2 separate regions of the Mus musculus genome follow, and region 2 is linked to region 1. A link is a contact called in ENCODE Hi-C data. All regions are on one chromosome and are shown on one strand. Each heading gives the region's core, a stretch centred on a gene start or an enhancer-like site at or near the end of the contact. The rest is flanking DNA. Distances are from core to core; before and after follow the strand shown.

Evidence for each region. A loop is a pair of places that touch in the nucleus more often than their neighbours do.
Region 2: a loop to region 1 is called in a map of left cerebral cortex, with 3 times the contacts of the local background. The contact joins the enhancer-like site here to the promoter of Gabrb2 in region 1. A Hi-C loop is called at or near these places in 1 of 37 maps with a recorded cell type or tissue (left cerebral cortex).

The regions. Positions count from the first base shown.
Region 1 is chr11:42,418,241-42,422,513 of GRCm38, forward strand. It overlaps Gabrb2 (gamma-aminobutyric acid (GABA) A receptor, subunit beta 2), which reads left to right and starts at 2,534. Exons shown (of 9, transcript NM_001362647.2): 1 at 2,534-3,186; 2 at 3,312-3,403. The coding sequence starts at 3,110. It overlaps Gm34591 (a long non-coding RNA gene), which reads right to left and starts at 2,975. Exons shown (of 3, transcript XR_388590.4): 1 at 2,796-2,975.
Region 2 is chr11:42,604,048-42,607,926 of GRCm38, forward strand. The region is part of intron 8 of Gabrb2 (gamma-aminobutyric acid (GABA) A receptor, subunit beta 2); the gene reads left to right. Among named protein-coding and RNA genes, the nearest start is that of Gm34591, 180 kb to the left of the region's middle. Within about 2 kb of position 2,402, at least 1 of the 3 ENCODE cell types and tissues checked has a DNase peak (open chromatin) inside an H3K27ac peak, as active enhancers do; it is left cerebral cortex, where a contact is called at or near this core.

The sequences.
Region 1 (4,273 bases), core at 1,284-3,783:
AATATGCACTTATTTAATCATTTAATGCATTACTATTATTATTTTGGATGGATGTGAGAGAATTTTGTGATTTATTTTGTTTCCTGAATTTCATACTTTCAGCCCAAACTAGAAAACCTTCCTGAACGTGATGGATGGATAAGAGGATTAATTAATAGAAAGAAGTCTGTATTTGGAGATGTTTTTTTGGAGATAAAGGAATTTTCTAAGACTTGATCAAATTATTGGCTAACTACTTTGGGAATCTTTTGGTTATTGAAACATATTTTTCTCTTTTCATTACATTGGTCTTGAATGTTACTATTACTGTAAGAGCAAAGAAAAGGAAGTCAGCAAAAGGTGCCTCTGCCCCACACCAGTGTGTGCGTGTGTGTGCGTGTGTGCGCGTGTGCGTGCGTGCGCGTGCGTGAGTGTGTGTGTGTGTGTGTGTGTGTGTGTGTGTGTGTGTGTGTGCGCGTGTGCGTGTGTGTGTGTGTGCGTGTGCGTGTGTGTGTGTGTTTGTGTGCGTGTGTGTGCGCGCGCATTCTCATGTAAGCCTCCAGCCTTGCAGATAGTCCTGCAGTGATGCATCTGCTCTGTGTTTATGGTGCTATGTTTTACCTGTCTTTAACCTAGAAACTTCCCCAGATTATTTCCCTTTGGTTTGTCTTCTGCCCTAGGGAAACTATCAGATTCCTGCTGGCAACCATCCCTTCTCCACAGTTCCCTTGGAGTCACCTCTCTAAACTGCCCCAGAATAATAACTCTTAATTTCCTGAGATGCGCGCAAGGGGATGGAAGTGGGGGTAGGGGTGTCTTGTACTATGTGGGTCAAAAGGGGAAGCTGAACGTGGTCACAGTGGAGACTAAAAAGCCTTCAGTTGGAATCTTGTAGCACCAAGCTAGCTGCGATCCCTGGGGATCTGGTCTCTGCTCTCACCAGAGAGACCTGCTGGACCACCAGTCTGTTGTAATCTGTGAGCTTTCCCATCCCACAGGCGCAGTGGGCGCTTGGAGGTCCCCCGCGTGGCAGCAGAGAGCTAGCAGAGTGTGAGGTTCTGAACTTTAAGAGTTGAGGTAGTCTAGTCTAAGGGTTAGAAACACTGCTTTATAAGCACAACTCACTTTCCACCCTTCTCCACAGAAATGACCTTGGACATGTTCCTCCGATCGATGTGCTAGTTTCTAAACCCGTAAAATGGGGTCACTAAGGAGTCAACTTTGAGCTAATATTGCTTTAAGCGCGGCTTTCTGCACATGGTAGGGACTCTCGGTAAATGACAAGGCTCAGTAGTAGATTTAGGTTGGATACTGGGGTCCAGGACCCAGTGTTGAGTTCTGCCTTTCTACCTCTTCATCAAAGAGTGCCAGGGTAGTTGATGCACCTGCTGTACTCCCTCCCTGTCTTCAGGATAAAACGAGGAACACGACTCTAGGGCATCCCAGTCCCGGTGCTCTCGGCATCCTCTTCCCCCCCCCCCCCCCGCAACTCCTCCCCTCCTCCAGCGAGCCCCAAGCAGAGGAAATGATTTTTCCTATGAAATGAGTCTGGATCTGGTGTCCGTGTTGAGCCTGGAGCTGGAGGGAAGGGGGCAGCCTTGGGTCCCCTTGGGCTAGGAAAGGGATGAGGGAAAATTGTGGTGTGTAGATAGGTGATTTGGTGGCTCAAACGGTCTCGGGGTTCCTTCATTGTGCCTGTCTTCTGTGAACCACTGGGTTTGGACGCAGAGGTGCAGCTTCAACTGTCCAGAGCAGAGCGGCAGTGGTGCAGCTCCGTTGGGCCACAGTAGTGGGCGGCGAGCTCCTGCTGGTGAGGTAAGGAGTGGTGGGTGGCAAGGACTGTGAATGCACGTGTCTCGTGTGTGTCTGTGTGTGTGTGTGTGTGTGTGTGTGTGTGTGTGTGTGTGTGTGTGCGCGCGCGCGCGCGCGCGGTGCGCGTGCGTCCGCGAGGCGTGGGGGGCCAGAGGAGCGCATCCCACCCCGCAACCCGCCCTCGCACTGGATGCCTTTTGGCCCCGCACCTGTGCTGGAACGCCTGTCACCCTCTGTCCCTCACGCCCCCACTTCTTTTGTTCTTCAGTCACACACACACACCTCATCCTGACCACTTATAATTTCCTAGTGCAGAGTCAGACCCAAACCCAGAGAAGCCTTTGCCTGACTGCTCCCCTCGCCCCCTCCCCCTCCTGCTATAAATAGCTGGACTAGCGGGTCAGGAGCGTCACAGCGCCAGAAACCAGGACCCCGAGGTTTTCTTCCCAGGGAACAGGGGGCAAAGGGGGAGCAGGAGGAAGAGAAAGAAATCACTCGTGAGTAGTGAAGAAAAAGCTCGCCCCTTGACTCCCAGGAAAAACGAGCATCTTTGGATTCCTGTATCCTTCCCCTTTCTTCTCAAAGCCATTCCGATTCTTTCATATTCACAGTCCACTCCCCACCCCCACCCCCCCTCGCTCAAAATCCAACGTTTGCTCAGCACTCCTCCCATTGGTTTTTTTTCTCCTCCTCGGACTCTGGTTCCCACTGCTCCCCTCCCCACCCCTAGCGCTCCCACCCCACCCCCACCTCCTCCGCTTGTCCCAGGCAGGGGATTGCTATTCTTAAGGAAATAAAGTTCAACTCCTTGCCCCTTTCAACTGGCTTAGACCGGGAGGAGAAGGGTTTCAGGAACCAATCTTCCTCCCTACACCCTACTCCTATTTTTCTTTTTAATATTTAAGGGGACACACACACACACTCTCTCTCTCTCTCTCTCTCTCCCTCTCTCTAAAATCCCACCACGTCGTGAGGTGCAACTACCTCCTAGAACAGAAACTTACCAGACGCTCTGGTTGCTTTTGTCTTAAAGAAAGAAAGAAAAAAAACCAACGAAGATTTTACTCTGGATGCATTTCTGGGGTAGTAGTTTAATATTATTCAAACATGTACATATTACACATATATATGCTTCTTTTCCTTTTTCCCCTTTAATTTTTTTAAACAAGGAAATCTCGGTCCCCGGCAGCCGCCGCTGCCCCTTTGATGTTTTGGTACGCCGTGCGCATGCGCTCCACATTAGAATTACTGCACTGGGCAGACTAAGTTGGATCTCCTCTCTTCAGTGAATCCCTCAATCCCACCAGAACCTAAAGGGATGTGGAGAGTCCGGAAAAGGGGCTACTTTGGGATTTGGTCATTTCCCTTAATAATCGCCGCTGTCTGTGCTCAGAGGTAAGTGTCCCTTTCCTTTCTCACTTGTCAGGGCTCTGTCTGCATACCTCTCTGTGAGCAGGGCTGTTGAAGATGCCGTGCTGTCTTCTTTATTCATTCCTGGTTATTGTCATTTTTTTCTTTAGTGTCAATGACCCTAGTAATATGTCGCTGGTTAAAGAGACGGTGGACAGACTGTTGAAAGGCTATGACATTCGTCTGAGACCAGATTTTGGAGGTAATGGGATTGCCTTGCAAATAAGAAACAGCCCAGCTCCAGCCCAAGCTGTCTTTTGGGCTTTGTGTGCACTCTCTTTCCTCTCCTTAGTTGTGGGCGCATGTGATGTATAGAATGTTTTCCTATTTTACCTTGCTGAGAAACAGATCCAAACTTAAGCCAGTTTCTGTCCAGCACTTGAGAGGTCTTTCAAGAAGACCCCCTTAGAGTGTGACCAGACTTTGTAACCGCTCTCGTTCTCCTTCACCGTGATACATCTTTGTTCCCAGTCTGAGGTTTCTTGAGATACAAACCTCTTAAGTTTAGTTAACAGTGTGCCCAGCCGGGGATGTCTTATAATGTGAGTATTTTTGAGGACACAGTGTGCAGGCGGTTGGCTGAGAGGTGGCTTCAACTCTCTGTGCCCATCTACTTTAGAAGAGTTCTGGCCATGGTTTAAAGTGGCTCATGTCGGGATTCCACCCAGCCCTATATGCGAATGGCATAGGGGAGAAGGGGTTCTGGGGAATTGAGAATAAAGATAGCAGAGGAAAAAGGGGCATCTCTCCCTGGAGCCCCAGATATGCTAGTGTGGCCATTTAATTTTGCTCAGACTCTTAATGGAATTAAAGAGTTAAAACCTACACACAGAAGTGGGTGGGGAAAAAAAGAGGGGGTTTCAATGCAATCTACACGAATCCCTAGGGCTCTGTGAGTTGTAGGAATTCACATGCTGAGACATCAACATGTGTAGACAGAGCTGGCAACATTGTCTGACCAGCACATGTGTGCATATTCCTAGAAGAGTATCCCCACATTCATACTGCAAAGATATGGGAAAGTAATGAATATATGGATTAGCTCTACAGAGGGGGTTTCTTTAGAGTTCCC
Region 2 (3,879 bases), core at 1,152-3,651, 190 kb after region 1:
GGGTGTGGCATTGGATATTTTAATGTTTTAAGGTCTTTGATGGGCACTAAAGTCATTGCGGAGGTGCTAAGATGGGTGAGATAGTTATACTAAGGTAGTACATATCCAGACAAATAGAATCCAATTAAAATTGACTAAAAACATTGGAATGGTGGCAGAGAGGATGTATCTTTTTAAAGCTTTTAAATAATGGAAAACACCTGTATTCCCACATGCAGACATAACCATTATTAACACTGCCTTGGATCATGCTTAGTGTTTTATATAGATTTGTAATGTGCTATCATTGAATGGTTTGCTAGTTTTCATTTTTCAAATATGAATCAAATAAATGGCAATGTTTTCTGAATGCCAAAATCGTAATTAACTACACATGTATTCAATATGCATGTTTCCTTAGATGTGTAAGTTGTTCCTGAGGTGTGTCTACTATAAACAACTATAAAATAAGCCTTATATTGTTGGCATGCTTGAACACTGTTACCTCTTAATACAGAAAATGGAATTTTTTTTGTCTAGAGTTAAACAATATCTATTTACATGTCACTATTTTTTTTTTGTCTAGAGTTAAACAATATCTATTTACATGTCACTGTCTATACTGGTCTGTATGTAGTTTGCTCAGATACTGGCACCATATAAGAGTGTATCATATGTGCATTTCATCTCCAAAATGAGAAACAAACAAATAAACAACAACATGTTTTTCTATGCCCAATTAAGTATTAGAGAGATGGATGTATTAAATGATTCTAAATTTACTTTATCTTCTCTCTGTCTCAAATGTCCTAAAGAATAAACCAGAAATTGAAAAGTAAAACAAACAATAAAAATAATACTTATAAAATGAAGCTATGTACAGCAAAGTTGTTCAAACAAAGTCAGAGTTAATGTAAGCAGAGTTCAGAGAAATCTACCCAAGATGTAGATAGGCCAACAAGAAAGCCCAATAGCAACATTTGGATCAAGATGAGGAATGCATACAAGGAAACAGCATAGAAACCCTGGACAAAAAAAAAAAAAAAAAAAAAAAAAAAAAAAAAAAAAAAAAAAACAGTTCTGACTGAGAAAAGTTACATCTCGAGATTCACTTTAATAAAAAGATATTCTATAAATATTATAATAGAGGGGGGAAAGATGAGAAAAGGGAGCAAGTTTAGAATAAAGAGAGAAACAGGGCTTAGTGGATTCAGGTACTGTAGCTAAGGCTGATTAGTTCAGTTTAATGCCAAGATCCGTGTGATCCAAGGAGAAATGATTTCCACAACTTGTCCTCAAATCACCTCAGACAAGCATGCACCCACACACATACACATGTACAAACTCACACACACACACACACACACAAATCTGAAAGCAAAGTGATCTTTCTAGAAACTACAAATAAGTGTGCAAAGAATGCTATATTTGTGTTAGCTGAAACTAGTGAGGAAGATATTAAAAGGTAACCCTGACTAAAAAAAATAGCCTAGCCCATAAACTTTTCGCAATAAATCCTTTCAAACATTGAAATGTAGTTACCTTTAGCGATACTAGAATTCTTGTTGGACATAGCAGGAAGGAACCCTTCAAGTGATTTAGATGTGCACTACAAATAAGTGATGGCAATCCCCTATTAAAACTCTATGCAGCAAACTATAGATCCACTTCAATAATGAAAATCAATGGCAGAGAATAAGCATTGAATAGCAAAGACTGTTCATAAAGCTTTAGCATTTATTCTTGGCTATAAATGAAAAATAACTTAAACTGGAGATTAATTAGATCTCCAAATGAAGTAAAGATTTGGAGATCATCTGCAATTTATAAACAAATATCAGCCCTGTCAAGCTATTGGAGTTATAATGGTACACACATAATAGGAATAATTGCTTTCTCATTCTTACTTATACATGCATTTATCAATGGGTGAATATTTTTTGCAGTATTTATTTTATATTTATAGAATTTCAGATTCTAGAAAATGAGGTAAAGTTTCTATCATCAAAAGGGAATTTTTCCTGAGAAAACTCTGGATTAGAAAATATTTATTAAATAAAAGAGAGGAAAGAAAGTGTTTTTTCCATGAGCAGTTCTAGGAATCAAGAGCTGGCATCAAATTTTTATTAACCACCTTCCTAATAATATTAAAGTATTTCAAAACAAAAATACAATATTTCCAGCAAGTTCCTTTTCGTGTTCCTAAGGAAATTCAGGATTGTTACAGCCTCTGCTGCAAAGAGTATGCCAGATAGCTTGATACTTATTTAATTTTGGCAAAGAGTATCTAGGGAGACCTAACAAAACTGGGCCCTGACATGATTTTTGAAATCTCCCTTGACGATAAACAAGCTGTCTGTTTTCCTCACAACACTTCTACCAGCTCTGACTGCAAATATTTCTGGAAGTTGGACAAACTCCAGCAGGCCTCCTCCCCTGAGTGAAAGGAGACCTGTGGTGACTGCTTAAAGAGGAGTTGGGGCTGAAAATCTGAGTCAGAGAGGGTGAAGCCAGCCCTTCTCAGCTGCATCCTGAAGAGCACACTGTAATATCAAGTCCCCACATGCAAACCTTAGTTCATGGAGTATTTTACATTTCCTTAAGCCAGAAATAGGATTATTGTTCTTGTCTATACTTATGAAGAATACAATTTATGTATACAATGGGTTCTGCCTAGGTTAAAATAATTCCTGTTTAGTTAATTAATATTTTAGTATTTTTTATAATTTAATTATAGAAGCCTTTTGGTCCTTCTCTTTTTGTTCTTCCTACAGTATACAAGGTGATCATAAATTGTTCAGATCCTGTGGTGTAGAGTATTCGAGATCCATCCTTCTATCTACAAATATTACTCATTATCTAGCTTCCTTCTATTGCCCCTACACCTCGCACCTTCATAGTCTCTATTTTTCACAGTTCTCTACTCAGATAAACTTCTATTAAATCTCAGGGATTATTTGAGAAACCAGCCTACTGAAACCAAACACATGAGTTTTATTCCCCAATAACAAGCTCTCAGCTACACTTTGTTCATCTCCTAATAGCCTTTCTCAGGCTAGCATGGAATCTCTCACAAAGAATACAGATTTGGAGAAAGCATCATGAATGTGATGATTGTTCACTAAATATTTACCAAATGATTGCTCCTAGAGAATGGCATTCTCTATTTTGATGGCTTAAAGGCACAGAGAGTTCTAGATTGATGAATATAGCTTCATCTTGGATTGGAGACAGCCCATAAGCTCAAGCCCCAAGACTTGAATTTTGCAGTGTGTGCATGGAGTGGAAGCTGGGAGTGCTTCAAAACCCCACTGGCACTGAAAGCCTTATAGCTCTACTGTGAGACTGTGATCTTGAGAATTATACTGGGTAGAAAGTTCTTGGAAGAGCAGTTGGTGTTTGCAAGTGGTCACTGTGACTTTGTGGAAGAACAGGAGAACAAAGTTGAGAATGTTTTATGGTGTTAAAGATTTGCTTTTGAACTCAGTGCTCTCATTGGGTCTACTGAGCTTTCCCGATGGCTCCTGTAAGATGATTCTAATAGCACTGGAACTCAGAATGTACTCTACATGAGTTCATTGAGTACACAGATAATGTGTGCCATTCAATTTCACAGGAAGGAGATGCAGCATTCAGATATATGCTCATGAAAAATATTACAGAGCAAAATGTAAATTTTAATTCTAAAAAGAAAATGAAAAATTAAGTTGCTCCTTTGTCCAACTTGGCTGAATGTACCAAGCATGTAAGAACAGCATTTCACTCTAGGGAGACAGCTGAAGGATCTTGTCATTATTAGCATAAAGACTAATCCATAAACAGAAGTGACCAGCCCAAGGTCACACAACAATTAGATTACCCCCTTCATAGCACTGTCTTCTAGTCTATGAGTTAAAAGTG